7 separate regions of the Homo sapiens genome follow, and all the other regions are linked to region 2. The links are chromatin loops, found by intact Hi-C in ENCODE. Cell type or tissue: IMR-90. All regions are shown on one strand. Links, peaks and the distances in the headings refer to the core of each region. The heading gives the core; the rest is flanking DNA. Region 1 has its middle 14 kb from the start of SHOX2. Region 2 has its middle 30 kb from the start of VEPH1. Region 3 overlaps RSRC1 (arginine and serine rich coiled-coil 1). Region 4 has its middle 10 kb from the start of MFSD1. Region 5 overlaps RSRC1 (arginine and serine rich coiled-coil 1). Region 6 has its middle 100 kb from the start of VEPH1. Region 7 has its middle 190 kb from the start of SHOX2.

The links. Peaks named below come from ENCODE experiments on the same cell type or tissue, not always from the same donor. Only the 100,000 strongest peaks of a DNase experiment are listed, where the experiment ranks them.
Region 1: it touches region 2 in a loop (5-fold over the local background); 3 of 110 quality-filtered maps call a loop at or near these places.
Region 3: a loop joins it to region 2, with 16 times the contacts of the local background. A loop is called at or near these places in 12 of 110 quality-filtered maps.
Region 4: it touches region 2 in a loop (3-fold over the local background); 4 of 110 quality-filtered maps call a loop at or near these places.
Region 5: a loop joins it to region 2, with 7 times the contacts of the local background. A loop is called at or near these places in 15 of 110 quality-filtered maps.
Region 6: it touches region 2 in a loop (4-fold over the local background); 5 of 110 quality-filtered maps call a loop at or near these places.
Region 7: it touches region 2 in a loop (8-fold over the local background); 2 of 110 quality-filtered maps call a loop at or near these places.

What each region holds. Positions count from the first base shown.
Region 1 is chr3:158,089,825-158,094,428 of GRCh38, reverse strand. No RefSeq gene overlaps it. Among named protein-coding and RNA genes, the nearest start is that of SHOX2, 14 kb to the left of the region's middle. In IMR-90, for the core only: a CTCF peak has its summit at 2,701; no DNase peak of the experiment used is centred there; H3K27me3 peaks cover 512 bases.
Region 2 is chr3:157,530,825-157,535,428 of GRCh38, reverse strand. No RefSeq gene overlaps it. Among named protein-coding and RNA genes, the nearest start is that of VEPH1, 30 kb to the right of the region's middle. RefSeq lists a cis regulatory region at 239-676. In IMR-90, for the core only: a CTCF peak has its summit at 2,644 (motif pointing left); DNase peaks (open chromatin) are centred at 1,758, 2,618 and 4,068; H3K4me3 peaks cover 914 bases; H3K27ac peaks cover 2,196 bases.
Region 3 is chr3:158,530,065-158,534,668 of GRCh38, reverse strand. All of the region lies in intron 7 of RSRC1 (arginine and serine rich coiled-coil 1), which reads right to left. Among named protein-coding and RNA genes, the nearest start is that of UC.134, 5.7 kb to the right of the region's middle. In IMR-90, for the core only: a CTCF peak has its summit at 2,350 (motif pointing right); a DNase peak (open chromatin) is centred at 2,368.
Region 4 is chr3:158,789,440-158,794,017 of GRCh38, reverse strand. No RefSeq gene overlaps it. Among named protein-coding and RNA genes, the nearest start is that of MFSD1, 10 kb to the left of the region's middle. In IMR-90, for the core only: CTCF peaks have their summits at 2,506 (motif pointing right) and 4,243 (motif pointing right); DNase peaks (open chromatin) are centred at 1,077, 2,537 and 4,247; H3K27ac peaks cover 159 bases.
Region 5 is chr3:158,432,068-158,436,671 of GRCh38, reverse strand. All of the region lies in intron 6 of RSRC1 (arginine and serine rich coiled-coil 1), which reads right to left. Among named protein-coding and RNA genes, the nearest start is that of UC.134, 92 kb to the left of the region's middle. In IMR-90, for the core only: a CTCF peak has its summit at 2,066; a DNase peak (open chromatin) is centred at 2,071.
Region 6 is chr3:157,603,949-157,608,552 of GRCh38, reverse strand. No RefSeq gene overlaps it. Among named protein-coding and RNA genes, the nearest start is that of VEPH1, 100 kb to the right of the region's middle. In IMR-90, for the core only: a CTCF peak has its summit at 1,768 (motif pointing left); a DNase peak (open chromatin) is centred at 1,782.
Region 7 is chr3:157,911,141-157,915,744 of GRCh38, reverse strand. No RefSeq gene overlaps it. Among named protein-coding and RNA genes, the nearest start is that of SHOX2, 190 kb to the left of the region's middle. In IMR-90, for the core only: no CTCF peak of the experiment used is centred there; no DNase peak of the experiment used is centred there; H3K27ac peaks cover 628 bases.

The sequences.
Region 1 (4,604 bases), core at 234-4,233, 560 kb before region 2:
CACTCGGGCACGGCCTGTGGGACCAGTGCATCCGGGGAGCTCGCGGCGCCCTTGCCTCCTCTTGCGTCTGCTCCCCCAAGACTAACGGAGGACAGAGGCCGCTTTCCTTGGCCCTGTGGAGTCTCGCCCTTCGGGTCCAGACTCCCGCAAGGCCTGCTCTCCCGGAATGCCAGTGTCCAAACTCTGGGGCAGGCGCCTCGGTGTGTGAACAAGAGTTCCAAACTCGTAGTTCCCCGAACCATCCCAAGAAGGGGTCTGAGGAATTCACTTTAAATTTAAATAAGGCCCAACATGCTTGTAGTTTGGGTCGAAACTCAATAATCCTAATATAATTAATAAAGGACACCCCCATCCTCTGCTCCCCAAATCTTTTGGGCATGCAAAACCTTCCCGAGTTGCAAAATCAATGACTGGGAAAAACTGAGTTAAAAGAGATTGTTTAAGACATCATTAGTGTTAAGGACCCTATGATACAAGAGACACAGTAAGATAGTAAGATCGGTGCCTTTGCTTGGAGCTGAACTGATGTACATCTATTTTGAGTTTTTCCCCAGATTTATAACTTTTTTGGGTCCTCAGATGGTAATACTTTAGTATAATGCAATGCTCAAATTTCGGAACTATTTTGATTTCTGAAAAATGCCTCTTTGGCTTCAGCGACATAGGATCCTGTTTTTTCTTCACAAATCAGTTTACATCATAAATTGCAAACATTTGCAATAAGATCTCAAGATTGTTTATTTTACATAACCTCAAGCACTTGACTATGTTAAACACCAGTACAGAAAATCTGTGAAATCAGTTTAATGTGTGTGAGGGAATTAAAGGATCACTCATTTTCATCACATAAACAAAGCATTTAAGATTGTTTTGATTGTCAGTCTCCCAATTTTTAGTCATACAACTGACTATTAATTTAAGAGTCATTCTGTGTAAAAATAATTACTGAGGTTATATCCTGCTTTAATTAAATATTTCTGGGCAGAAGAAAATGGTATTGTACATTGGGAAGTGGGGGATTGTTTTTAATATTATATTATTTTAGTTCAAACGGAAATAAAAGTCTGCAAATTCCAACGGGGAAAAAAGGCCTGAAATGGTTTCTTAATATGCCATTAAAACAGTTAGCCAAAATACATTAAAGCAATATCACAAACCCAGAAATAATAAATATGTCATTCTAATGAGAATGTTAACTTACAGATAATTTATTCAAGGTAGTTTTTACATTTCACATGGAATGTCTTATTATGACCCGCTTGATTACTGTGATGCTTGTTCTTCAAAATCTAATTTATATAGGCCTGCAATATACATAATTCATAACTCCTGTTGATATACGTATACACACCCCAAATTTTAAATCTTTACAGTATGTTTGGATGTTTACTAGCATGTTTTCAAGATGACGAAAATAAAAACATAAAAAGTGTTAAACATCATATTGAAAGCAAGTGCTTGCCCTGCCCTATGCCTGAAGGCAAAGTAGCTGAAAATGAAAAAATTAAAAAGGATTAGATAATTTTCAAGCTCAGGCATTGAGTGAGCACTGAAATATTTCAGACAAAAAAAAATCTTGTATAAGAAATCTGAAAATCCCAAGAAAGACTTACAGATGTGAGTGTATAACACTTCTGATGCCTAGACAATTTTTTTTTTGGTGTCTAATTCATGAAACAAAAAATCCTCGAGTCTCGGGGTATTTTGTTTTGGGTATTTTACATGTCAGTCAAGGTAACCATTACATATGCCTTCGGTGCAGGAAAGTTTAGTATAATACGCGGAGTTCTATTGGCATGAGGAAAGGTTTTAGAATATAATCAAATACATCAAATAGGGAGGAGTAAACATGCTTCTTTTCTTGCTGAACAACTCCTCATATGTCCTGAGTAAGGATCTTTGTAGACTCTTATTCAAGCAGAATAGTGTATGTTTAAGAGCACACACTGTGGAGCTATGCTTCACTGCTGGATTCAAATTTCACTGCTACTGTTTACCAGTCCTCTGATTTTGGACAAGTTAATCTCTCTGTCCCTCAGTTTCCTTATCTGTAAAATGTGGATAAAAATAGTGTCTATCTCATGGAATGGTTAGGAGGATTAAATGAGTTAATATTTGTAAAACCCTTAGAACAATGCCTTGCATATGTATACTAAGTACTAAATAATAATTACTTTTATTAAAAGGCCAATAGACATTGACCTTTGTAATAAAAACCTTAAAAGAAAAAAACAATAAAGTGTTGCAAGACAAGAAAAGCTTTCTCTTGTGGGCAAGAAGAAAACATTGCCTGTTAGTTTGTGATTCTGGCTAATTGCTTAGCCTGTGTGAGCCTCATCTAGAAGATGTGACAATTGTCACAATGTAGCAGTGTAGTTAGGAGGTTTACCTAGAAGAGCAATTTATAGGTTGTGTGTCTCTATATGCAAGATAGATAACATTGTTACTCTGCCATGCACAGTTAATAAGGTGAGATTTCAGGCATGGCACTTGTCCTCGAGGAGCTTACCATCTGGGCAAAACAGTTCATAAATACACATGATAGTGCTAGGAAGCATGTGCTAAATGCACTTGCTTAAAGGTATTAGGACACATAATCTGTGCATCTGAATGGCCATATAACACATGTGGGCCTGTTGCCCTGGTTTTGGAAACTAAACCTTCCCTGGAAATGAGTAGTCTTATAAAGGAATGGTGAAGCGACACCCAGAGGTTAAGAAGCGCACTTTGTTAGGACTAAATGTATACCATATGTTGTCGTGGTTTGTGTTCCATAGCACCATCTGCATTTTCCTTGGCTGCCCATGTTTACCGAGCATTAGCAGCAAAACGCCAAAAGATATAAAGGCTGCTGACCAAGGATCTTTAATAGCAGTTTGAAAACACATATAAAACAAAGAAAGGAATGTTTAATTATTACTATAGGGACCTGTAAGATGAACAACTGAGTTACAATTACAGAGTAAATTAAGAAGGACTTCTTTCTAATGTCTAAATTTAGGTATATCACTAATATTGTCCCATATTTTATATAATATCTATGAAGAGCCAAGTACTTTTTATACATCTTTATTTGGGATGTGTTGTCATAGTATACGGCTAATTTTTAGAGGCAGATATTCTTGACTTCAAATCTTTGCTATACCAACTATTAGATGTAAAGTTTTAGGTCATTTCTTAGCCTCCTAAAATCTATGACCTCTTAGTGTCCTGCAGCACACACCTTGCCAATTATTGTGAGGATCAAATAAAAATAAGTTATGTAAGGTGCCTGGTACATAACAGGTTTCAACAAATGTACATCTCCTTTCTACTTCCATTATTTACCTTTTAAACTACTGTAACATAGAGAGGATTTTTAATTTACCTTTTTGTGATTAGAAGCAGTTTTGAAAAACTTTGGGAGGTGGTGTGCACTTTAATTCCAATCTCTTATTGTAAGTATTGATAATGTGTGTTTATATTGTGTGCACTGGAGTTTGGAACAAAGCTCTCTTCAAATCTTGCAAAAATTTTTAGAGATTTTGAGGGACTGTGATTTTAGATCTGCCCCTTTGTGTAGAACAGAAAGGACTCTATCTTTCCCCCCGATAACTTGAGGACGTTCTTAATGTGCAGGTTACCCAGAGTCTCTGACCTTCAGTCCTCTCTATTCTGGAATGTCAGCATACCCATGGAGCCCTGGCATTAACTCTCTAGTCACTTTGATATTAGATTGATTGTCCTTCTGTTGCATATTTATTGAATACATTTCTATGCTTCCGTGGAAAGGAAGAATAAAATAAACTACCCTTAAAAATGACTTCAAAAAAGTCTATTAGTCTATCCAAATTTTCAGTACTTGTGCTACATTGTTTTGTATTATGTTTACTGGCATTACTGGCTTAAAATGTAATTATCTGTCTTGTGTGCAATATATTTATTTACTGAAATTCTCACTTGTCAGCAGTTGTGTTTCTTTTAAGGCTTACATAATTTCCATTAAAATTAGTCTTGCCCAGTGCTTGCCTAAAAGGGCCCAGGATTCTCCCTGGGTGAGTTTCAGTTCTAGACTTCCTTTAAAAACTTTTTAGACAGGTGAGATTAGGTAAGAATAGCCATCAAAGGAAGCTTTGGAAAGAAAAAGGCAGGTCCTCTGATTTGCCTTGGTAGTAACAGAGAAGTGTGTTAGACAAAATAATGCCCCCTCCAAAGATATCCACATCCTGATCCCTGTAACCTGTAAATATGTTGGCTTACATGACAAAGGGGGATTAAGTTTGCAAGTCAGTTGACCTTAAAATAGGGAATGTATCCTGGATTATTTGGGTGCATCCCCTGTAATTACGTGGGTACTTAAAAGAGGGAGGCCAAAGAGGAAAGTCTCAGAGAGATGTGACTAAGGAAGAATGTTCAGAGAGATGCAAAGTTTCTGGCTTTGAAGCTGGAGGAGGCAGGGAGTGCAAGTGGCCTCTAGAAGATGAAAAAGGTAAGGCAAGAAATTCACCCAGAGTGTGCAGAAGGAATGCAGCCCTTTCTATACCGTGATTTTAGTACAGTGAAACTTGTGTAGGAATTCTAGGCTACAGAACTGCAAAATAATCAAGTTGTATTGTTTTAAGACA
Region 2 (4,604 bases), core at 249-4,248:
TTTATTATTATTAATTCTTAATTTACAAATACCTATTACACACTAACAATGTACCAGGCACAATACTAGTGTAAGGGAGAGATATTTTGAACCCTTAACTTATCTTATTTATATATATATTCCCATCTCCTTTTTAAGTTCTTTCCCCCAATTCAACTAATTATGTTTTTGGGGTTCATAGATTTGGGGAAGTGATATGAAAACAGTAAGCAGAGAAAAAAGCTTCTCTTTGATTTTGTGTTTCAAAAAATTAGGCCCTCAGAGGAACACACAGACTTAATACAGCATAAAATATTTGAGTAAGAAACCTTAAAGATAAGAGCAAGGCTCCTATCTGTCCCCTCCACTCTTCCTTCTAGGAAATGATTCACTGAACTAAACTGAAAATATAGGAGAGTTGGAGGAGGGGTAATAGGAGTCCAGATGTTGATGGGTCTTGAAAAAGGGGCTTAGTGCCTGTTCCAGGTAGGAAAGACTGCAGAGTCATGTTGAGACAGACCACGCCTCATCCAACAACACAGTCTGTCCAGACCCCAGCATGGTGCAGGAGCTGCAAAATGATGTGGATTGCACCTGATAGAAACAGTGGTGAGATTCACTGGATGGAGGACGCCTGTGATTAGAAGAGAATGTCCCTCTGGTGGCCTTTGTGAACACTTGACAGAGACCTGGAAGGACAATAGTTGTCATTGCAGGTGCTGTGTGGACAGAGAACATGGACATCTTAATGGGGTGCCCATGTAATCCCCTTACAAATTGTGCACAACCCCATGGAAATGGATAGGGGACCACTTCAATTCATATTACATTTTTTACCTTGGCAGAACAGGGATTTGCAAATAAAATTGGACTATTTAATTAGTCTGACTACTATTTAATTTAATTGGACTATTCACATTTTTATCCATCTCTGTTATGAATAGTGATTTTATTGACTGAACCAGCTTTGGAATTACATAGTTTGGGAGGGAGATAATAAATGAGTAAGCAACTAAATTAACAAAATAATTATTGGCTGTGAGAAGTGTCAGAAAGGAAAAAATTAGGATACTAGAAAATAACCAGGACTGACCTAGCTAGGGTGGTGAAGGAAGGCCTGAAGGAACAGCCAGCACAGAGGCCCTGAGGTACGAGGCAGCATGGCCTGCTCTGGGTCCCACAGAAGGCAGCTGAGCCAAGTGAGCAGTGGATTAATGCTGGACAGGTGGTGGGGACCAGAGGGTACAGGACATTGTGGGCCATAATAAGGAATTGAGGTTTTATTTCATGTGTCAGGAGAAGTTAAGGGTTTTAAGCAGGATAAATAATAGTCAAATCTATATTTTAAGAAGACTAATCTGGCTTCTGTGTGGAGACTGGATTGTGGAAGGAGGAACACGAATGGAAACAGTGCTCCAGGGAGAAGCTTCTGCTGTGGTCCAGGCCAGAGACTGCAGAAACTTGAACACAAAATGGAAAAAAAAAAAAAGTGGAAAAATACAAGATCTATTTTAGACATAGAATCAAGAGGACTGGCTGATGCATTTGAGTGTGGGAAGAGGCACAGGTGGATGTCAGTGTGGCTCCCAGGGGTCTGCTTTTAGTAACCGGGTAGACATCAGGGCCGTTTTCTGAAATTGGGAAAGGAGGATGCTGGGAGGATGGTGATGCTTTTTCAGGGACGTGGCAGGAAATCAATTGCTTCAATTTGGACTTACTCAGTTTACTACGGCAAGGAGTCCTCCACATGGAGTTTTCAGACAGGCAGTTAGCTATGACTCAGGGGAAGTGTGTCAGAGGAGAGGTCTGGGGAGATATTCAAAGTCCTGCAAGTGGATGCAATTGTTTAGGAGAAGAGTGAAGGAGAAGAGAAGAGAGCCCGAAACTAAACAGGGAGGAATCCACCATTTAGAAGTCTGGCAGGCAAAGAGGACAAGGTGAGCCTGCCTTTAATGTTAGAATTGTCTTCATATTTCTTTCATTCTTCATTTTCCTCTTGCGGTAGTTCTGCTTGGTGACCAGTGTAGCCTCAGGGAGCTGACAAGAACCGGGCCTATTCCCCATATGTGACTCTTATAAGGCCTGAACGAATCTCCTCATGTCTTGGTTTCCTCAGCTACACAAAAAGGCCACTGTGGTAGCAGCCACTCCTTCCTTAGGGTTGGTGAGAAGTGTCAAGATGGAGTTAGGCTCAAGCACTAAGATTTACATTCAAATGCCAGCCATTTTCTCAGTCTTTATGAATAATCCAGACTTTGTGTTTTGGACCCTTAGACATAGTAACAACGCAAACGGAATCAAAATCATCATTCATATTATTAACAAACATTTCTGAGTAATGTTTTGAGTAAATGCCTAATAAAGTTTAAGAAATAAAAGTAACTCATGTTTATTAAAGAGGAATTACTAGGTTTCCATTCATAAGCTTCAATATCCTGCTTAATGGATTCCATACCTAACATAGAAATCCAGTGAATGAATTATGGTCAAACAGTCTACAAAAATTATATGGTTTCCTTTTTTACTGTTGTTTCCCCTACGTGAAATAACAATGAGGAATGTAGCTTGAATAAAGGCATTTCTTGTAACAGAATGAAAGCATTAGGGTGACGCTGGTTGTATTTTAGCTGACTGGAGAGCCTCAAAGCTTTATGGTCAGAATGTGCCCCCTTGTGGAAGATGTGAGTAAAAAACAGTAGAGAGGAAACAGTATTGTGGCCGAGATCTTGGGAAAGAATTGAAGGTGGGAGAGGACTAAAGAGGCAGGAAGCAATGAATTAAAAGCCTGTTGACTACACTTCGTAAAGAACCATATAAGGAAGAAGGCATTGTATCAAATAAGGAAATGAGTGTAGCCAGGTGGAAAGGAGAACCTGGGTTAGGTAAGCTCGCAGTCTTAGGTTCTAGAAAACTTCAATCATTAATAATGAGTATAAATGAAATAGCCACTGAATTAGGCATTTCAGAGTGCTGTCTCTGAGCTCAGCCTGGCTGGGTGCAAATCATGGCTCTGTTAGTAGCTGTGTGACTTTAGGGCGTCATTTTACTGTTCTCTAAGCTTCAGTCATCCCATGTGAAAAACAGAATAGTAACAGTGCCTTTTTAGATGCTGGCTGTTGTTGTAGGTAAAGGTTGCTGTGAGGAGTAAATGAGGTAAAGTATAGAAAGTGTTTTCAGTGTGGTGTCTGCGGTACTGAAATAGCTATCACTACTACCTGCCAGTGTGTGCATTTTAAAACAGTGAAAGACATTTCCTTTTCTATTTTTAAAAATGGCTTCCAGATACAGACAATCACCGACTACAGAGGAAAGCTCTGTGGCTCTGTGAAAGTTGTGAGGCTGAAGATTTTTAAGCCTTTCTATAAGGCTGCTCCAGAGATGGAAAACAAGTTCCCCCTCGACTCATATTCTATGTGTGGGGGGGCAATCCATCCAGACACATTTGGATCAGTGTGACTAATTTGTTTTTACACAGTTGAGGTGAGGTCAGTGAGGGGCTGGGTACTTGGCGGAGCAAGGCTGTTTGGGTGGGTGGTGTGGGGCAGGGGTCAACTTGCTGCGATAGGCAAAGGTAGAAATGGGAAAGGAAATCAGGGCCACAGAAAGAGCCCAGGTTTACTGAAACCCAGAAGAGCTCTACTCCCAAGAGGGCACAGGAGAACTTTATTGGGCCAGTAAACATTTCCACTCAAGCAGCTACATGGTGTCAATGGGCAAACGAAAAAATAACAGGATAATTATAGAAAGTTTTCTGAAATTTGCTTTTATTTTTTTAAAAAAGTGTTTGCCTTTTAATTTCCTCAAATGTGCTACCAAAAATTCAGGTATTTTAAACGTCAGGAAGCACTGGTATGACTAAGTGGAAGAGCGGCTATCAGGGAAGGAGGTCAGCAGTGTGCCTTGGGTGTGAGGGCCGCACACCCAGCCTGAAGGGCTCTCCTTTAGAAGGAAGCTTCAAGAAGATGTGCTGACAGATGGTTCTGCCCCATTTCTCATTCAATGGAGAGCTCCACAAGCTGGGTTTGAAATGCTACTTTTGTGAAATAGTTATCAGATAGGGAATTCCATTTCAACTAACTAACAGTTGGAAGTTACCTCCCTTCTCTTTAGTCACTGTAATGAGTAAGTTTCTTTTGTTTTCTTATATCACAAAATGACAGCCCAATAAGCTCTGGAAATTAATTCATTCTAGTGAATGTTATGAAATGAAACAAAACCAGTTTAATGACTGTAATAACTGAGGTTGGGCATCCGTGACATTCCCTGTAGCCACCCTGTGCTTCTTGCCTCCCTTGGCAGGCTCCTCGGCCTGGGTCGTTCATTTATGCTCCCCACAGTACTCTATCCAGCACTCTACCACCCTCTCCTCAGAAGCTCTCTGCAACTCCCACCTAGCCAGTTCACACCTCTGGGTCACTCACATTTTCTGTTTTGTCTTTTCTGGATCTGGGCTGAGAAGTGAGACCTTTGCTTGCAGGGAGAAATCACCAGATGGTGCTGTCAGAGTCCACCATGTATTTATGCTCTCAAACTCTGATTTGAGACCTCAAGACTTGATTCAAATCTTGTTTCATTTTTTTTCTTTTTATCTCATCACATTCTCCATGGTGTCTGACTCAGACCTA
Region 3 (4,604 bases), core at 436-4,435, 1.0 Mb before region 2:
CTTTAATAAATAGCCACGTGCATGTGTAATTTCGTATTTTTGTATTTTCATATTTTTATATTTCAGTTTTTTCACATGCTAGCTGGGCAGAAAAAATGTAACATAATGACTTACACCCTTGCTGTTTAAATTCATTTTAAGCTGATATGAAGACATAGTTGAATTAGGATTGATTGTATACTCAGCTAAGGCACTTAAAAATTTTGGGATTTAGGGTTCATGGATAATAGTCACATTTACTTAACAATAGTAATAAGTGGTTTGACACGAAGGTGGAGTTTTTTGCAGCAAACTAATTTTTATAGCAGCTTTATCCTTGAAAGGTTTAATGTTGTTACAGAGATAAATATAAAGAGTATTAAAGGAAATTTGGTTTCATACATTCAACAAAAATGTTATCTGAAAAAATCTTTGTCTCAATTTTTGACCAATCACAATTTATAATGATTATAGTCTTGTGCAAGTTCTAGTCTATTTGTGGGAAAGATGGCTCTTATGAAGATGTGTCCCTGACAGCTGAAACCAGTCTTTTCTCTTGTGAGAAATAATCAGATGAGAATGAAATGCTTGCAAGTAGCAGCCACCACAGCCAATACTCCCACCTTTGGAAGAATATATCTTCCCACATAATAAAACCAAGCACTGTCAGAGTGCCATGTAAGAGTAAATAGTCCCACATGCTTTATACAATGAAAGCTCCTCTAGATTTTAATTATGCAATGTACTAATTGAGCATGTGAAATGAGAGAAGATTCTTTGCCCAGCTAATTTATTAATATTAACACATCCCATACAAGTAGATAAATTTTTTATTAATTACATATATAATAATGTTAATATGGCAAAGGAAAGTCATAATGGGTACTAGTCTGTGTAATCCAACTTCAATGTCAATATGAAAACTACATTTGTCTGTATAGGTCTTAGTTAATTTCACTAGAATTATTTCACAGTCACTAATTCCCAACCAAAAGACATTATTTCTGACTTCAGGATGATGTCTCATATGAATGAAATGTTGGACCACTTGAATTTTTTCTCTAAACATATTCTCTATTTGGAGTTGTAAAGGAAATCATTAGTATTAAATGTCAGAGGTGACCTCACAAACAGTACTTGATGTCTAAAGCTTGCAGTGTTTGTAGCTTTAAATTTGGACATACAACCAGCTCCTAATACAAATAAAAGTGTTATCATAGAGGCTTGCCAAAACCAATGCTTAACAAAATAGCATTGGAAAAATTATAAAGGAAAGAAGGAGAAAGATTACAGAAAAACATCATTATCTTTGTGTTTCTTTAAAGATCACTTCAGAACTAACAAAGTGACAGAGCAGATAGGAGAAAGCCAGTTTGCCTTACTCACAATATGAAAATACACCAACATAGCTTTTTTGTTTCAATGTGGGAATCATTTTACTGGTTGTAAACGCATGTTAAATTAAAATTTGAAAGATTCACAGGAGATTTACATTTTCAGCTTTACAGTACCTCAGCTCTATTGTATGAAAATAGACATAAAAATGTTTTAAATTGCTTCTTACTCAAAATTCTCATGTCAGTGACCACAAATGTATGTCTTGAGTATAACCCTGTCACTTTGGGAAGCAGAATAAAACATATCAATAATATATATTACGTTGTTTTAAATTCAGTTTCTTAAGTTTTTCATGTCAATTTGTCATTTAACAATTTTGTGCCAATTTTAAGATTGGGAAAATGTGATTTAAAATGAGTTATGGTTTATATGTGCTGCATAAATGCCCAACACACACAGTATCTTGTATTCATTAGCCATGAAGTAAAATTAAAGACAAGTAACAAAGTTACTGGGAGAATTAATATGGGATGTTTTAAAACATTTACATGGTAAACATGAAGGAAACACACCATTAGTACTTGATGATTTTTTAATAAACATATTATTTGTAAATAAAATGTTTTCTGCTAGATGTTAATGGAAGGGATATATACTTCATAGTAAAATAAAAAATAATAGACTCAGAAAGCCAAGTCATTACAGACCACAATAATCAATACTTAACTCAAAGTATAGAAAATCACTTTCCTTTTGTGATGAAAAATTTTTAAAAAATTGTATTAGTTACTGTTGATGTTTATAGTATAAAAATTAGGCTCTCCTGCTTCTTCAAGTTATATTTGACAATTTCACATTTTATAACACAGAGTTTTCTTTTAAAATACCAAATGTTATACAAATTTTAAAACTAGTAAATAAAGATGACAAGGTCCATATCAATCTTTCATTTGAAAAGAAAATTTTAGTCTTTTCATACTGCATTTGTAGATTACAAACATAAACCAATCTCCTCTAATAACAATGCCAGGCTGAGAACTGAAGATGGCACTATTGCCCCAGATGTGATCATGACAAGTAACAACCAGCAACTTCAACTGACTCCTTTTAAATACTAATATTTTATGAATTTTCCCAAAGATGCATTTTATGTTACAAAAAATTTGGGTCAGTTGGCCCCACAGTTACTGAGTTACTTATGTTACTATTCCAGGAAAAAAATATATACTAATAATATTGCTACAAATACATAAATAATACAAAAGATTATCTTATTTTCATATTAAATTAGCTCAAATTATAGTCAACAATAAAAACATTAAAAAAATTCCTTCTTATGTTACAAGACAGATAATAAAAAACTTTGAAATGTAAAGTATTTTTAAGTGCTTTACAAGAACAACAAAAAAGCAAACAACAATATGTTTGTATGGTAAAGCTGGCTATTCAATAAAATTTGTGGACAAAACATCTCATAAAGCTTAATTGGAATTCTAAAGTTTTAAATTTCTCATGAACACAGGTTTCAAATAAGTGAGCACATCCAATTGTTTTCCCTTTCAAAACAGTACATTTTAAATGTTTCTTTTAAAACACATACAAGGCAAGCATTATAAATCTATCCAACTCCAACATTTTGAGGTTGTTCGAGACCAATATCACCGAGAACAAATTTCCAGAACTGATATACACAAATAATTTAAAAGATGAGAAAACTCCTTAAGTGGAATAGGGCTTTTCTATTAGTCTTCTGGGAAGCTTATGCTACAGGACCATGTTACATATGCGGACGAGGCTCCTGAAGTGTCTGAAAGGAACTCCACTTTGGACGGGATCCAAGACAAACTCACCTTAAACTGCTTACTATATCAGATTAAGTAATAGGAATAATGTTAATGTGACTGTATCAATGAAGAAGAATTTGTTAAATATTTCAATAAGTGAAAGTGAACTGGGCATCAGGCTAAGCTTTATTAAAAACAAAATCCACACTAAATGTCTCATTCAACTCTTCTCACCTGGAATGCTCTCACCTTCTCTTAATCCTCCCTGTCATTTAAGGCCATGCCTGATGTCCACTTTGTGATGATGCCACACCTTGCCACCTGTGAGTAAAAGGGCCTCTTGCATAATTCATTTGGCTTTTAGCATATGCTGCCTTGCAAATCTCTTCTTGAGTGAAAGCTTCTTCTCCCCAGCTAGAGGGGACATACCTCTTTGTGTCACCTCCAGAACTTAGTGGAGTGTGCTTTATTATCTAGTAAGCAGTCAATAAACATTTGTTGAATAACTGAAATTTAAAGGGCAGTAAAGTTACCATTAAAAAATAAAACTTCATGGAAGAAAATGTCAAATTATAAAAAGTTTTTGTAACTTAAAAAATTAAATGTCTTTCAGTGGTGAGTTTTTTTTTTTTTTTTAAGTTTCTTTTTTTTTTTATTTATTATTTTTTTTTTTATTATACTCTAAGTTTTAGGGTACATGTGCACATTGTGCAGGTTAGTTACATATGTATACACGTGCCATGCTGGTGCGCTGCACCCTCAGTGGTGAGTTTTAAGGGCTCTGGGTTTGGGCTATCTGGGTTAAACCCTGTCTCTGCTATGTACCAGCTGTGTGGCTTTGGGCAAGTGGTTCAAGAGTGTTGGTCTCCATTTTCTCATCTATGGCATGGAGATAGTAATAGCCTAAACATCATAGGGTGGTTGAGAGATTTCCCCCCCACATCTTCCCTCCCTCCCTCCATCCCTCTCTTTTCAAATAAGTGAGCACATTCAATGTACCAGGCATTGTTCCACATAGTAGGACTTGGAAATGAATGAGAGTTTCTTCCTTCATGAGCTTATGTTTTAATGAGGGAGACAAATAATAAACAAGTAAATAATATAATATCAAGGAAAATAGAGCAGGCTAGAGGGCTAGAAAGGAGGAAAGGAAACTATTTCAGATGGGGTAACCAGAGAAGAACTCTCTGACATGGTGGTATTTCAGAAGGCAAAAATGATGTGAAAAAGCAAGCCACAAAAATCTGGGAGATGATAACCTGTGCTCCACACAGCGATAGGGAAGCATTAAAAGCACTTAAGAAATGGTAGCAGATACAGGAAGCACAGCATAAACAAAAGTGCTAATTTAGTAACAGTACTAAAGACACGGAAGTTGGCTAAACAATTCTTATATAAATCTGTATATTTCTGACAGTATGGTTTATAATAAGCTGGCAATATTCTTGAGTTCAGGCAAGTAGAAAATGGCTTTAGCTCATACATCTTCTGGTAAACCTGTGG
Region 4 (4,578 bases), core at 579-4,578, 1.3 Mb before region 2:
GGGTGATGAATACCCTTAAAAGCCCTGACTTGACCACTGCATGATCTATGCATGTAACAGAATTGCACCTGTACCCTATAAATGTTTACAAATTTAAATAAATGAATAATAGATCTGAAAGAATGTTTATGTGCTTAATAAATACTGCTTTTTATTGTACACTAGCCCCCGCCTTATCCTGGGGGAACACTTTCCAAGACTCCCCAGGTAGATGCCTGAAACCATGGAGTGTACCGAACTCCTATGTAAACTATGTTTTTTTTCCTATACATACATACCTATAATAAAGTTTAATTTATATATTAAACATAGTAAGAGATTAACAATAATAACTAATAATAACATAGAACAACTGTAATGATACACTGTAAAAAGAGTTATGTGAATGTGGCCTCTCTCCCAAATATTGTATTGTACATATTTTCTTATGTTGATGCAAGATGATACACTGCCTACATGATGAGATGAAGTGAGGTGAATGATGTAGTCATTGTGACAGCAATAAGCTACCATTGACCTTCTGTACTCCTGAATCCGTTTAACCATCCCTTACTTGCAGTAAATGGCTTGATGTCACTAGTTTTAGGGGATCCCTTGCTGAAGTCTTCATGTAGCTGAATGCTTTTTGGCCTAACATTGCCATCAATCAGAACACATTTTCTCTTCATGTCTTCCACCAATAAATGTAATACCTTTTCCATTTAACTAAGCACTTGGCACACAATGGATGGCCATAATTTTTGCAGTTTGAGATGCAACAGCAAAACTAGCATGAATTTCTTTTTTCTTCTTCACAATTTCACAAAGAGAAGATTCATTCTTATCATAGATCTTAGCAACCCCAGCATACGATTTTTTTTCTTTCCTTATTAAGTCGAAGACTTTCACCTTTTCACTTAAAGGAAACACTTTATGGCTTCTTTTTCACATATCCGAATTGCCATCATCTCTACTCTTGCACTTTGGAGGCATTTTTATTAAAATAAGGATTACTTGAACACAAGCACTACGATGCTGCAACAGTTGATCTGATAACTGAGACAGCTACCAAGTGACTCACTGGCGGGGAGTGTGGAAACAGTGGATGCACTGGGCAAAGGGATGATTTCATACTGGGAAATCATGATGATACGCGGTATGGCATGTAATTTAAAACGTATGAATTATTTGCTTCTGGAATTTTCCATTTCATTCTTCTGAACTGAGGTTGACTGCAGATAACCAAAACCATGGATAAGGTAGGACTACTTTTGTACATCAAAACGCGTAGGAATCATTTACATTTATTTTTATTCAGTTCCAAGGAAATAATTTGCTGTTTTCCTCATTTGTTTATAGCAAACTTGAGTTCTGAAGGAGCAGAATAAATAATTCCCTGGAATTTCAATACAAATTAACGACTGAACAAAGATTAGACAGTAAAAAAAGTTCCTTTTATACAGACCTCCAGACAGGCACATTCTTATCATCTGTTTTGAAAACTAATTAAATAGAGATAAATGATCTACCCCCAAAGATACTAAACTGGTATGTTAGGATCAAGAGGAGAGGGACTCGCGGGTTGGGAACAAAGACAGGTACCACGCCTTGGATGAAATGTGATCCTAAAATGCCCCAAATTTCGAATGCCAATGAATACATTTATGTCCTACAGTATTCAATTTTTGATAAATGTATGCCTCTATGTTTTGTTTGTTCATGCATTCTTCTCTTAATCTGTTTCTATTTTCTTTCTCTTTGTGTATGTATCCAACTATGTATTCATCCATACGTCTACCTATCTATACATTTATTTGTCTTCAATTGTAAAAACATACTCGCTGTATTTTTCCTTCCTCACAAGAAGTGAAGGGAGTCAGGAAAGAACAGGTGATAGTATATTCTTCTAATTGAAAAAAATGTTAAAGGATCCCTCTAGCTTGGTACAAGAAAAAATATATAGAAATTAAGCAGTAAAAAATAATGTGCAGCTGGGCTCTGTGCCTCACACCTGCAATCCCAGCACTTTGGGAGGCTGAGGCAGGTGGATCACCTGAAGTCAAGAGTTTGAGACTAGCCTGGCCAACATGGTGAAACTCCATTTCTACTAAAAAAATACAAAATTAGCCAGGTGTGGTGGTGCATGCCTGTAATCCCAGCTACTTGGGTTGCTGAGGCAGGAGAATCTCTTGAACCCAGGAGGCAGAGGCTGCAGTGAGCTGAGATTGCACCATTGCACTCCAGCCCGGGCAACAAGAGTGAAAATCCATCTCAAATAAATAAATAAATAAATAATAAAAAATAATGTGCACATACTTGTGAATTACATATTGAGAAGGAGAAAGACAAAAGATGAGAACATATTTTATGAAAAAATTAACTAACCTGTTGAAGGAATTGCTATGTGAAGTATATATGAGCACTTCCCTTGCAGGTTATGAATTTACTGTCTCGGGTCCGAGTTCATTCTTTTCAGACTGTTTAAAATATTTTTCCTTTGCCAGCTGGCATGATGTTCAGCTTTGTCAGTAGATGGCGTCAGAGAGACATCTCAGGAAAAAACGGTTTTTCCTCCAGTTACGCAGCACACGTGGCTTCTTCTGTGCCAGTCTACTGTTTTTTGCTTTCTGTTTTTTTAATGGAAATTTTTACGAGCCCCTACATCTTAATAGAATAAATAAATGCAACAAAGATAACTTTGAAATTCAAAGTGAGAAGAGGAAAGAGAACAAGATAAGAAAAATAAAAAATAAAAATAAGCCCACTGGGATAAAAGCAATGGTAAGGGAAACGTGAGCATTACTCTACAGAAGCAGGACAAATTTTACAATTTGGAAAGTAGTAGGGTTTTCCCACACGATACCAACTCAGCCTTTCAGGCCAATGAGGGACTACTGAAAATAAGGCAGAAATGTAAATCAACACACACCCATGTGAACAGATCAGTGTGAAATCTTGGAGTGAATGAAATTACCAGACTCAAGCATGACTTGTCTGTGAATATTGCAAGATGGCAGAGTCCGTGTCTGGTTCAATTCATATACCTTAAACCCAAACACATGTATTTATTATCTGCTTTGGGTCTCTTATCTATCCATCTATGTATATACACATCAGATAAGTGACCTGACCCCCGAGTCCCCAAATAGACTACATTAATATGTAGGAACGGCTGGCATGTGGAAGCCAAAGATAGATGTTGTACCTGGCTCAAAATACCTTCCCCACCCACCTCTACCATTCCTGATTCACCTGAAATTTCTAGTACTAAAAACTTAAATGATGACTGGATTAGGTCAAAAAACAGCACTGATATGGATGTCAGCTGTTAAAAGTTATCTCTCTGTCTGCCCAACAATATGTCCTGAGAATTTCACCATATCAGTTCATACAGGTTTTCCTTGTTCTCTTTCTTACACCTGCATGGTACTGCATTGTGTGTATGTATTAATACTATAGTTTCTTCAACCACCCTTCTATATTTGTGTATTTAGTAGGTTACCAATATTTTGTGATTGCCAATTCATGTTGCAATAAGCAATCTTGTAAATATATATTTTTATGTTGGTGGAAGTGTGTCTTCAGGCTAAAGTGGAATTGCTGAACCAAAGGATAAATGCATATATGGTTTTGTTAGGTATTGCCAAATTTCCTTTTAAAGGGTTGTAGCATTTCACATTATGAAAATACCTATTTTTGGCGAGGCACAGTGGCGCATGCCTGTAGTTCCAGCACTTTGGGAGGCCAAGGCTGAAGGATCACTTGAGCCCAGGAGTTGGAGACCAGCCTGAGCAACATAGTGAGACCCCCTTCTCTACATAAAATTTTAAAATTAGCCAGGCATAGTGGTACAAGCCTGTAGTCCCAACTACTTGGGAGGCTGAAGCAGGAGGATCACTTGAGCCTGGGAGGTTGGAGCTACAGTGAACCATGATCACACCACTTCACTCTAGCCTGGATGACAAAGTGACACCCTGCCAAAAAAAAAAAAAAAAAAAAACTATTTTCCCCAGTCTGACCAAGAAATTGTATTGTTAAGCTTTTGAATTTTTTTGCCATTTAAACTGAGACATGTGGCATAGATTTCCAGAAATAGCATGAAGATCTGTCTACAGTAGTGGATATAAATTTTTAAAGGTAGAAATCATTTGCTTTTTGGACATTTATGTACAACTATTAAGAGTATCTGTCTTCAAATGTTCTCTTATTTGACACTTATCAGAGGTAACATCTCTCTCACACAGCCAACAAAGCTGTCTGGCCAGTGGATGTCACTCAAGTGCTACTTTAAGAGATAAATTCTAGTACATCTCTGTTCCTATATTTTAGGACAATAACTCTCTTTTAAAATCCACTCCATGTGCTCATTAGATAAATGAGGCAGGAGATTCCTGGGGTTGAGTCCTTTTTTATTTTTTCGCTAAAAATGACTTTGTAAAGCTAAAAGTCATTTTTCGAAAGCCCATCAATAATATGCTTAACAGGAGGGAGCTTTTTGAAGGGGTAAAGAAAACCAATTCAGCATGTTCTGATTTAAACAAAGTGTATGGTGGTTTTGATCTGATAACTAAAATTATCTAAGTTAGGAACAAAATTCAT
Region 5 (4,604 bases), core at 199-4,198, 900 kb before region 2:
TTTATGATATAATTTGTACACTTAAAAAATCAATGTACAAATTTCTAGTAATGAATCCTTTTCTTACAACAAAATTTCATTTAGGGAAATATGTACTAAGTATATGTAAAGTGGTTTCTCCAATATTTCCGAGAAATTGTATAGAATCTGGTGTGTATATATGTATGTGTGCATGCATGCACGTGTGGGCACATGTACTTTTAAGCAGACTACTGCTGAATCTTTTTCACTTTATAATTTGAGAAGATATATATATATATTTTTAAAGTTTCTGGAGATGCTGTGTCACAACTACAAATTTAGCTCTGTAGTTCATACTTGCTTTATCTACACTCATAATATTCAACAACACTAATTGTTGCTCCATGATGCATTGCCCTATTATCTCAGTCCACATTAATTCCTCCTCTTAGGTCTGAGAAAACTGTATTTTTCTACTATAGCCAATTGAACAAGTGTCTTTCTTCCCCACTAGACTGCCAACTACTTGAGGTCCGATATCTTACTGATTTTAGCATAGTGTCATATCAGACATGGCTCATTAGCTCCTCGATAAATGTTTATTGAACTAAAGTAAAAATTAACTCACAAAATGATGACTCTGAGGAATGTTAATACATTAAAGATTTAATTCTGTTCATGTTACTTAAATGTTTTAGAAACATTTAAGACAAGAAAGGACATTCTGAGATTTATCAGTGTCTCAAAAAATTACATTAATTAGTACATTCCATTCTAGCCATATGAATATTAATATTCAGATATAAAATCTGGCATAACTCCTCAAAACTTCTCTTTTTAAGATATATGTGTGGATATATAAAACACACATCTTCTAGTTAAAAGAAGTTAAAACCTCATCTTCTAGTTAAAAGATGTATGTTTTAACTAGAAGATGTACGTTTTATATATCTGCACTCATGTATAAACATGCTTATCTACAATTTTCTAAGCGTAAAGTCTTCCCTTACTAAAAAATTCATTTAGGGTATAATTCAATATTAAAAATTAGAAATATATACTTTCAAAGTGAAAGTAAATATATACCTTTAAATTATATATCTTTATCTTTATAGCACATATATTTATATCTATATCTTTATAGCACATATTTAAGAGCAGTAAATCTTATGAATTTTCAGAGTAATCATATGTCAAATCAAATAAAAATCTTCAGAACTATAGTTACAGCCACCACAAGTCCTATATTTCCTCATACACAACAAATTTAGATACATAAGGAACAATTTTCTCCTACTGGATAAATTATTTTTTCTATTTTTTTACATTAGGTACTTTTTATTACATCAACATAAAACAATGACACTGACAATAGTATTATTTTATCTTGTGTCAGCATTCTGAAAGCATGACCTTGAAATTTAATATTATTAAAAATTAAGACCTACAAGTTAAGCAGCAGAATGCTTGTGTAGTATTAATTAAAAAAAATGCAAGAGATTTCACTTCAAACACTTGAAACACAAATTTTAAAAAAATAGATAAATAGAAGCTTTAACACAGTGTTCTTTCAAACTACAAATCAGTCAGTCTAGCATTACACAACATTACTATTTTCATTTCAAAGCATAAGTGTGGCACAAGTTATTTTACCAATATTTTTGATTTATGATAAAAGAAAACCTCATTAAATAAAAAACACTTAATGAGTTTGAGATCCTTAAAATATTTTGTACAGTCTTCAATCTAATTTCATCCCATCTCTTTTCAGTACTTTGAATGTTACTCCAGAATGTACTTTCATTTGGTAAAATCTTGTATTTACAACTGGAAGAGCATAATTAAAAACTTTACCCCCATGTGATGTCTTTTGTTCAAGGCAATGCCTTCAGAATTGAGCATAAGTATTCATATTTTTACTAATAATATTTCAGTCTTCAAAAATTTACCAAAATATGATGAAAAGTCAATGTTAGTGGGGTTAGAGCTTTCTTTTTTTCTTTTGTGAATTTCTTACAGGTGTAATGAGCAGGAGCTAAGTGTAACACACATTGCAAGTTGGGTATAGTGTGGTAAATATACAGCACCCGAGTTTCGCTAGGTGGCGCAAAAAGAATAATGTATCTGTCTGCTTCTTCTGTCTGTTGGAATGTTAACAAATGGAATGACAGAGGACAAAGTACCCAATATCGGTGTTTGTAGAATTCTTATCCAAACTAGAATGTTTCTTAATCTATTTTTACTAGAATATAATTCCTTTATAATAAAATAATTTTTAGCACAAAGTAAACTTCAGCACGATGAATAGCTTTCCATTTTTTTTCACTGGATATTTTGAACACTAAAACAGAAAATGTCAGGCTTTTTTGGGAAGACACTGTAAATAAAGAATTAGAAAAATTGACATTACCTTACTGAAACCCTACCTAAAAGCATCACCTAATGTATAAGTGAAAATTGCTAGCAAATTACTTCTTACAGCTATAAAAGAATATGTGAATTTTATAATTTATAACATTTTGGAAGTTCTCATATGAAGATTTTTAAACATCACAGAGTAGAGCTGAAAGGGAATGGCCTCGGAATCGGGAAAACTGGATTTTAGTTTTAGCATAGCAGTGATCTAATTGTGATCTGAGCTGCTATTTCTTAAATAGTCAACTAAGAGCTGGATTTGATTAGTTTTAACGTCTTTGGAGTTTCAAAAAATCATTCTAGACTCTCTAAGAATGAGTGACAATATTATTCTGCCAAGAGATAACTTTATTTTATTTAACATTTTTCAGAGAATAAAGTTTAAATATATATTCTGCTTTAATAGGGGTCAAAACAAAGATTAAAATTTGAATAATCTTAGCAGATATTACAACCAACATTAAGTGGAAAATACAATTAAGATCAGCAATCCATCTAACAAAAATTATGTCTAGAGATATATTTGTTCTTCTCTTTCTAGATAGGATGATTTTTAGAATTGTTTTTAGATATTTGGACAGATTTTAGATAGATTTAACTTTCAAACCATTATTATTCAATCTGGGCTTTATAAATGTAGTTCTCTATCTGCAATACACTCAGAGCTTCCCAACTATTTAGCTACTACTAAGTAATATGTGTGCTAAAATATCATCCTCTCAGCCCTCCAGACAACCAGGCAGGGTCTGAGGTGGCTGGAGTTTGAGAGCAGTAGCCTTTGGCCAAGAGCAGCCTCACCAGTTTAACCTGGTGTACCAACGAAATATATCCTTTTGCATTTCATGACATGAGAAAGATTGAGAAGCATTGTACTGTAGCATCTCTGTATTACCTTATTTTTGCCTCTAATAACTTACTTGGGGAGACCTTTGGAAAAATAAAAATGACTCACTTTCTCCAAAGTAACCTGGAGAATTTCAAGTTTTCAATAATTGCACAATTTCTGGCTGAAATTAATTTCACAAAACAATATAAATACTGATGACTAATAATTCAGAGTATTTTGCCACAAGAAAAAATACGTATAGTTTCTGTGTTAAATAAGCTAATTTATCTAAAACCTATTTAATAGTAAGCAAGCACAGCATTACGTGATGTTATATAGTATGTTCTTGGCTCATCAATTTTAACACTGAATGAAATTGCTACTGATTTTTTAAGTGATCTTTTTTCTCTGTTTTAATATAGAGGACTAAATATAACTTATAAGGAAAAAGGTATATAACAATTTCAAGTGTTATTAAATTAACTTACGAAGCATCACATGAACATATAATTATCTAAGTTGAATTTCTGTTGTTAGTTTGAAAATATATTTTGTAAGTAACTATAGTATATATACATAGACTCACTCTGTGTGTGTATATATATATAGTATTTCTAGATAAATGTCTTCATTTTATTCATAAGATGAAGGCTACAAATGATGTCAATGCTACAAATTATGTAAAGGATATAATGCCTGATATTATGAGAAATATGTGACATGCAATATGCAATATTTTAGGCTAGTTTATATTTCATGGATAGTACTAAATTTAGAAACAGTATGTGAATGAAATTTGTTAATCTAAAATCTTCATAAAAAGTCTCAGTTCTTTCAAAACTACGAAAGCTAACCTCAATTCAAAATGAGTTAAATATTAAACAAACTTCTCCAGAGGAAGAGACTGCAGATAGCTTTGTCAGTGTTATCAGTGAGATTAACATTCTAGTCATAGATTTTTGAGGAAAAAAAATAGTACACCAAGGAGGGACAATGGCTGCCAGGAAGCAAAGGTAAAAATCGACAGATAAAATTCAGTAATAGCAATCAGTGCAAAACTCCCCATAGACTCTCTTATGTCCTGGTTACTGCCTACTGTATTAAGACTGCCTTTCTCATCACTTAATGCTTATTTTCATCACTTTGCTTAAAATATTGATAATCAATTAGAGCTACGTCTGTTTTGCCACAGAATCTGTGTCACAGTCTATCAGACTGTCAGGGCCAATTCAATCCTCATTCAAAGTTAATTTTTTCTTCATAAATCTGCCTTTGGAGGAGTCATTAGGCGCAGAACATAGCCGGAGGTGCAATCACCTATTCTCTTTCATTAGTGGCAGGCAGAGAAGGTGAGGGAGATTATTAGAACTTTGGAATGATCACAAAGCAGCGTGCTGCCTGT
Region 6 (4,604 bases), core at 199-4,198, 73 kb before region 2:
CCTGGGGCTGTTGAGTGAATTACATAAAACAATGTACGTTAGAGCCTAGCACTATGTAAGACATCCCACAAAAGTTAATTTCCTTCCCTGGTTTTATTGTACCTGTGAAACCCAGGCGGTAAGAACTCACACTCTTGTATGATGCTGTCTGTACTAACAGCTTTCACAAATCTTGTCTCCCCGGTCAGATTGGAAGCCATGCTGGAATCGGGCGAGCTCTTGTTAATTGATTCAATGGCCTTGACCTGCAAAGCTCTCTCTCCCACCTTGCCTTCCTCTTGGTTATCAAGAAGGTTCTGCAAAGATTGCCATCAGCAAGGCTGTCCAGCCTGATTCTTGAGTGGATCATGCCAGTAATTTGCTGTGATGGATAGAGTGCCTTAAACTGCCTGTGTAATTGTGGTGAGCAGCCGCCAGAGTGGTGGAGCGACTGTGTTTAGGAAATTCAACTTGCAGGGAACACGGTGCTGCCTAAGCCACTGTTGTTCCAAAATTAGACCTTTCCTCCACTCCATCATTACATGGGTAAGCAGTCAGAACACTTCCTGAATACGAACCACAGATCAGAAGTGATTTATAGAAACATCCACATGTGTGTAGATGGTTGGCAGAAGGAGGGAGGGTGGGAGCCCAAGGTTGGCCCCAGACCAGCCACAGGCCTCCTCTACCGCAGCTCTATCAAAATGACTGCTCTCACTACTGCAGGGACAGGGAAGGACTACGGTCTCCTGCAAAAAAGAAATGTGAGCTTCTTTTGGTTCATAGACTTGCCAGATCATAATGCCTACTTGTAATGCATGGTAAAAATTCAGTTACCCTGGATCCTCTTTAAAGACACCGATTCCGTGGGTCTAGCTTGGGGCCTGGACATCTGTGCTTCTGACAGCCCCCTCCATTAATGGTTCTCAAATTGTGCTGCACATTACAGCCGCCAGTGGGGCTTTAAAATATCCTGATGTCCAGGTCCCATTGCAGACCTATAAAATCAGAGTCACTGGGGGCGGCACCTAGGCACTGGGGCTTTTTAAGGAGCTGTAGATGATGTTGATGTGCAGTCAAGTTTGAGAACCAATTCCCAGACAATCTGTAAAAGCGAGCAAGTCTGGGAAATACAGATTCCGGGGTAGAAGTCTATTTAGAAGAACCAAGTAACTCTTTTATTTGGCATCATCAAACTGAAATTCAGAGCCCTTGCTGGTTTAGGCAGATAAAATAGGGTTATGGAGCCTCTTTTCAAGCAGTTGTTCTGAAATCAGTTTCTAATACAGTTGCCTGGACATCCACTCATATCAGCTGAGTCACACCTATGTTTTTTAAAGGTTCTTGGGTCATTTGGATGCTCCTCTGGGTCTGGACCCACTGACTTCAGAGAATTTATAAAACGTCAAATCCTTTAATTTATAATTATGTAGGATGCATATTTGAGCTCTGCCACAAGGACATTTCATGGGACTGAGCATTTCTAGACAAATTTTTACTTTTTAAAAAAAAAAGTTTTTAAAATAAAAGATGTCTGGTCTATAAGTGGACATTATAAAATACATTTGCAACCTGGTGTTCCCTTAACTCCCGAGCCCTTAAATAGAAGATATGGTAAGATAACTCAACTGTTCATTTCCCCATATTCGTGCCACGTCTAGCTGAAAAAGGAAAAGGCCCAAATCTCCCTCCTGGTCTCAACCTTTGCAACAGCAAAGGTGGCTGAGTCAGAAGCTCTGAGGTCCTCCGAGCCCCTCCGCAGTGCTCTTGCAGGCCAGCAGCTTCCTGTGGGGGCTCCCCCTGGTGACAGCGTGTGGGATAATTTCTGATTAGAAAAAGATCCCTGAGCTGGAAGGGACTTTGTGCAGCTTCCTGCAGTGGCCAGGGTGTGCTAGGTCTGGGTTTATCTGAGTCAGGGCTTCTCTGAGGCATGCATTTCTCAGCGAGTCTCCCGAATTTTATTTTCAATCCTGCCAAGGGCAGATTAAATGGCTACATGAATGGGAAAATGCAGGAGGCTTTGAAACAGATGGTTGGCTGTGCAGGCTCAGTGACTTGCCAAGCACTGGATTGTGTTGCCATATGAATGAAAATCCCACTGTGGCTGGGTTTTTATTTCTCCAACCTATGGATGACAGCGACTCCCTTGTTCCCCTGGCAGTGGGGCCTGGAGCAGTTACCTGCTATTATTCGCCTCCCATCAGGGTTCAGCTTCTTGCCTCTCTGGATTTTCCTGGTTCCTTTTTCTGAAAGGGAGTGTCATTCTAGACTAATTTCCTGATGGTGTAAATGATTTAGCAGGGCTGATGAATATCAATAGAGCTGCAGATGGGTTTAAGTTGCCTAATGAATGTGACAGTCACTGGTGCCAAATATTTTTCCAACTTGCATTTAGGATGCAAACAAGCTTGAATAGTACCCACAAAGGGTACTTCTTTAATTATGCATTATAAATTCTGAAGTCAGTAGTCAAAAGTGTCAGCGCAGTATGGCACAGATGAGAAGCTGTGTACATGGACGTGTGCTCAATGCACATGAGCCAGAGAGACCTCGGTTCGAATCCCAGCTCTGCTACTAATGAGCTGTGTGAATTTGGACATGTTATATAATATCTCAAAGACTGATTGTAAAATGCAGATAAAAATCCTTGCCCTTGGACATTTTAAAAATAATGAGCATGAGAAAATGTAGCATGGCTGGCATTCATAATTCAACAAATAGTCATTAAGTACCTACTATGTAGAAAGGGCTATACTAGGTGTGGGGAATTCAGAAGATTCTGGAAATTCACAGGTGAAGGAAATAACTGGAATGGTAGAATGCCAAGGGCAGGACAGAGGGAGGATGCACCAGGTGTAGGAAGTAAGAGGTGTTTTGTCTGTAAAGAATTTAAAAGCAATAGGAAAGCTGACTAAAAGTTTATTTGCAGCCAGGCGCAATATCTCACACCTGTAATCCCAATACTTTGGGAGCCCGAGGCATGAGGCTTGTTTGAGCCCAGAAGTTCAAGACCAGCCTGGGCAACACTGCAAGACCCCCATCTCTACAGAAATTTTAAAAAATTATCCAGGTGTGATGGTGCATGACTGTGGTCCTAGCTATATGGGAGGCTGAGGTGGAAGAATGGCTTGAGCACAGGAGATGGAGGCTGCAGTGAATTGTGATCGTGCCACTGCACTCTAGCCTGGGTGACAGAGTGAGACACTGTCTCAAAAAAAAAAGGTTGATTTGCTTTTCATTATCAACATAAGCCAACAATTCTAAACAATGTCAGTGATCAAATTACTTTATCCCCAAAATCTCTTGTTGGTTTAAATTCCAGGGAACTGTTGTGGTTACTATTGAGTTTTAATAGAATATATGTAAGCTATGTATTCTCCTGGTTTTTAATTACTTATCCTTTAATAAACATTGTATTCTTTATTAAGGAAGTCAATTTGAAGAATGCCCAGTTATTCAAGGTGCCTTCCCCACTCCACTCCTCAGCAGAAGTGGACTCAGCCTCAGGAGTTTTGTATAAAGCAAGTGTATAATGGTTCGAAATTGATGGACCTATTGGTTCCCCTGAAGGTTTTGTCTCCAGCCCTGGTGGTATCATCTCTTCCTGTGTTTAAATGGTAGATTCAAAAATGATGGTAGCTCAGTGATTGTAGAAACAAGGACACAAAGATCTTGATTTACACCAATTCTGTCATTTCTGTGTAATCACTCAGAGGTTTTATGTTTCAAATTTAGAAGAAGGAAACTCTGAACTTCAAGGTATAATATTTTAGTTTGGCAAGCGCAAATTTTAGTTCGTACATGAAATGTTTTACTGAATTTGAATATATTTAAAATTGAACTTTGCTTTTCTAATAAAATTGTTAATTATTTGTTTTTAAAACGAAGGAACAATTTGAGAAAATAATGATTATTACTAATTCTTATGTGATAATTACTGAAAATAATTTTATCATAGAGAGGAAGGGATGTTAAAAAATGATCCACTCCAGGCATCAAATATGCTAGGTATGTCACTGCAGTGCATTACACAGTAAGTTTTTAAAACATTGATATTGACATCAATGGTGGCCTTTCTCTTCTAACATGGCACTTCTCTGAGATGAAAGACAGGAGTTCACAGTGAAAGAACTAAGTGTCTGCAGTCTTTTGAAAATTTGATTCTGCAGTTTTAAAAAATAATAGTAACTACTATCATCGAGCCCTTCCTATATGTCAGGTATGGAGCTGACATGTTACAAACATTATTTAGTACTTTATCCAGCACTGTGAGGTGGATATTATTATACCAACTTAAATGACGAAGAAACTGAGGTTGGGAGAAGTGTGCTCCAGATTACAGACCTTGTGAGTGACAGAGCTGGGCTGACACTGTGGATTACCTGATTCTAAGCTTGTTCTCTTAACAACATGCCATCAGGAGAAGGAGAAGCTGATGCTGATTTCAGTTCCTGAGTATATTACAAGGCTGGCTTGAGGCCTGTGAGATTCTAGACTTTGTTTTTCTAACAACCATGCAATTAGATAAGACACTGACGCTCACAGATCAAATCAGGCAGATCTGAAATCCTGCAATCATCGAGGATTTACAGGAGATGAAGCTGAAGCCCGGAAGGAATTATTGC
Region 7 (4,604 bases), core at 276-4,275, 380 kb before region 2:
GTTTACAGAAGTGGAAAGAAGACATGTCTGCTTTGGGCAACACTGGTCATGATGAAGAAAGGTGTGAGATGTGGTCAGAGGGCTGGTGAAGGAGAGCCTTGAGGGCATAGAAGGTATTTGGATTTTATCCCTAATAGGTAATGGGAGCTGCTGAAGGCCTTTAAGCATGAAGTGATATAATGTGCTTTGTGTTTTCAAAAGATCACTTCATTGAATGACAACTATACCTATGCATTGTCAATATTTGTGGAATGAATAATTTAGTTATATTTATATGTTGCATATAATGCATAGATAATCTCCAAGTAACAGAGGGCCAAATAACATGACTTAAATAAGATAGTTCACTTCTAAACTATCTTATTCAAAGTAGTGTAGGTGGGCAATCCAGGACTGATACAGAGGTTCAGCTAGATGAAGAACTCAGGGTACAGGAATTCTTTCAGCTCCTTGGTCCACTATCCCTAGGTGTAGCTCTCATCCTTATGGTCCAAAACAGTAGCAAGAGCTCTAGCTATTGCATCTATCTTTCAGGCAGCATGATAGATCAAGTGGGAAAGATTATGTGTGAATTGCCTTTTAAGGAAGGTTCCTGGGGAATTTGACATATGATACATCTGCATCTATCTCATTGGTCAGCACTTGGTCACATGTCCTCACTTAACTGCAAGAAAGACTGGGAAATGTAGTCTTTGTTCTGGTCAGCTATGTGTTCAGCCAAAACTCAGGAGTTTTTACTAGTATGAAAGAAAAGGGAGGGCAGATACTGCCATTTAGTGGTTTAGTTGGCATATAATCTTGTCATTCTATTTAGCCATAGTTTATTAAAACTGGAAGTGACTCAGAGATCTGGAGGGTCAACCCCCTCCTGTGGTACCATTTTTACAAGCCCCGTTTCTCACAGGTGCTTTAACTGAGGTCCAGAGAGGTGATGTGAGACACCCAGCATCACGCAGAGAGCACCAGCTGCTCTAAGGGGAGCCATTTTGCCTCCCAGAGTCTTCTCAGGAGGGGTTGGGCTGCTCCTTTAACCAGTTGTGCAGTTTACCAGACCCCCACCTCCACATACGACAACAAACAAGAGCAAGTAGAATTGGGCAGAATGGGTGGATTTGAGCATTGTTTAAAATGCCAACCTCAAAGCCTAAGAAGCACCAGTCTCAAAGGTTATTATTGAGGAAGCTCATCTATTAGTTCCCCCAAAGAAGGATCTTAGAGGTCAGTCAGCAAGTATTAGGTTTAGACCAGGGACGGGCCTTGAACAGGTGGGGCCTTCCAGATCCCAGAATCAGTTTTCATTTTTCTCCTTTTCTTTCTTATTTTTAAAAAATATTCATGCCCTTATGAGCAACGAATTCCCCAGAGCAGAATGGAGATGACCCCACGGAGCACTGGGCTCTGTTGATGAGAATTGCTTTTACCTTCTGGAAAGAGAATAGGCCACAAAGGATCAATCTTTTCTCTGTTGTATCTCTTTCAAGTTGAACTGCATCGGACAATGAGTGGATTAAAAAAAAAATCCTGTTGCCTGGTGTGCCTCAGATGCATTTGCCAATTTTAACATCATTCTCCAAGTTATATAAAACTGGAGAATAAATGCCAGAGCCTTCTGTATGGTGAGCAGTTTACTTCCCAGGCAGGGATCACATTTGTAACAAATCTCCTCAGAGATGCATTTTGTAAGTGAAGTGAAGAAATCATTAGTGAAGCAATATTTGAAGAAGAAGACTGGCCCAGTTCTGAAAGCAACTCTATTTTAACCTTTAAAAGATATCATTTTACTTACCAGCCTGCTTATTATAATGACACAGTGTTTTCTTTGGCCCCTGGCTCCATTAAACATATGTTTTATAGCAAGTTCTCAATTACATTATCCTGACAGGCTGGCTCATAAGGGCATGTTATAAAGTAGAGAGACTGCAAAGCTGTAAACTGGCCCTCATTAAGTTTATAGTTTTATTACCTTGTTTAGGGCACTTTTTCTTCCCTTCTTCTCACCGGCTTTCTTTTGTGATGTTTAATTTATAAGAAGCAAGGGGACATTCTTGTCCTCTTTTCCTCATGGCTGGTGAACTTGCCTGCTAGAGGCATTTAAGCAATGTGAACTTGGTTGTGCTCATTCCTCCTCCCCACCATTCACCCTTAATGTAAATTCTCTCTTCCAAAGTTTATCTGTACATGAGTACCCTTTGGTGTTAAACACCAGTAGTCTGTACCTTTTTAAAAGTTTTATTTTATCTTTGATTGACAAATAGTTTATGTATTTATGGGGTAAAACGTAGTATTTCCATACATGCATATATCATGTAATGATCAAATCAGGGTAACTAGCACACCCACCACCTTAACTATTTATCATTTCTTTGTGTTGAGAACTTAAAATCCTCTCTTCCAGCTATTTGAAATATGCAGTCTGTTATTGTTAACTATAGTCACCCTGGTGCAATAGAACACCAGAACTTATTCTTCCTAACTAATGATAACATTGAGACTGTACATTTTGGCCTAAGACTGGTTGCTCTTAGATCAAGATGAGATCATCATAACCTTGCGAAATGTACTTAGATCGACGAACTTCTAATAAATTATGTGCATTACCTCTTCTAGCTAACTCTCTTTGCTGATCTGTTTGAGACAGTTCTTTTGCACCAGCCCATAGTCAGCCTCCTGGAGAGGTAGAACAGGATTCTCTTACCACAGTACTCAGGTCAGCTGAACTATTTTGATTTACAGACTATTACACATGCCTAAATATATTTATATCCCCATACTCTGACAAGAGAATTAAATCAGCTTGAATTTATATAAAATGTGTTATCATTACTGGATGGGGAAGGAGTATTGTGCTAAGATATACAAACATCATCTGGCCACTGCTAATTATAGGCATGTGAAAAATGGCTGGTGGTTGCTTCTGAGCCCAGACAGAATCTGTGGATGTTGATTATGAAGAGCTATTATATATTGATAGGTTAGGATTTATTACTGAAAGTATAAACCAATAGCTCTGGATTGGATGGTAGTCAGACACTGGGGAATCGGTCTTGGAGCTGTTAGACCAGGGTAATCTATCAGGAGGAGGAGAGTATATTCTATCAATTAAGGAACAAGCAATTCTACTGATTTGCTATTGGCAGAATAATAGAGGTAATGGGTTTTTCTAGACAGTCCTGGTACTGTACAGCCGAGTTGGAGAAAACAGTGACATTAGACAAATAGAAGAGCAGTTCATTAAACCTGAATGAAAGCTGTGATGGGGTGAGAGAGCTGGAGGACCCTAGGCTCTGGCATGTCCCTCATGGGGGCCTCACACAAGTCAACAAGAATGTGGATGCCTTTTGTCTTTGAACGTATGCTGGAAACTGATATTCATGGGATACTCCCCAGAATCCTTTGGTGATGAAGTGTTTTCACACTGTTTATCAGTTTTCTCGTGCTACAGTGATGCTGTATTAAAAACAACCGTGAAATCGCAGTGGTTTAAACAACAAATATTTTTCTTTTTTGTTCATGGGTCAGTGGGTCATTTGGCTGATCTTATCTCTGGTTGTAGGTCAGGTTTTGTGTTCGAAAGAACGGGGAGGGCCAGGATGATGGCCAGCAGGTCACCACACTCAGAGTAGATAGTAAGTGAATGTTGCAGGTGGATCTTGGAGTCCTATCGGGTCCCAGTGTATGTGCCTATATTAGTGCCACTCTACTACGCTGGCCCTAGAGTTTGCCACAATATAAACTCCATGAAGGCAGGAATTTCCATTTGCCTTGTTCACTGCCATATCCCCTGCACTATAACTAGATGCTGGTGCCTAGTGGACTTTCAATATGTGTTAGCTGAATGACTGAATAAAGGTGAACAGAGCTTTCTAGTTTGGGGGCTACCATGCTCTCTAATGATGTCCAAGATAGGATGTAAATAGACATCTTATAGCTCCTTTGCATTTAAGGGGTGGTAGGGGTAACTTGCAGGGTGAGGGAGCAGAAAGGAGAAGAAGAAGCCATAAAAACTCAGCTTTGAGTCAGGGAGACAGAGAGGCTAAAGAGAAGGCTAAGAATATCTCTTTGGTCTGCCATTAAGTAGAAAATGCCTTGTAGCTCACTGTCTCACCTCCCCACAGTCTTCTCAAAGGGCCCTTCTGTACATCCTATAGAAACTTCCAGGCCACAGATATAAAGCACAAGACATTTGGGATAAAGAAGCCAAATGAGAGGGCATCTTGATTCTGCAGGCTGGGCAAAATTATGACTTGTTTGTAGGGGTTAAGAAAATAAAGGACTTAGGTCTAGCCCGGCTGTAGGGAATATGTAAGCAAGGGGACAGAACAGCAACAGTCAGCCAGAGAAAGCTTGGCCACACCATAGCGTTCTCCTAGACAGGGATCTTCCTTTGTTCATATGATAACTTTAGAGACCACCCCAGTGCCTGGCAATGGTAATTGCTTCATAAAGAATGAAAAAATTCAGCTGCCATTGTTGTATCATCTGTAGGGTGATCAGAGATTAGGAGAAGGGCAACTGGGAGGAAAAGGTGTGGTAAGATTGAATTTGCCACGTGACCTGAGACACCAAAATCTCTCTGGTTAGAATGTAATTTTCTCCTTTTACCC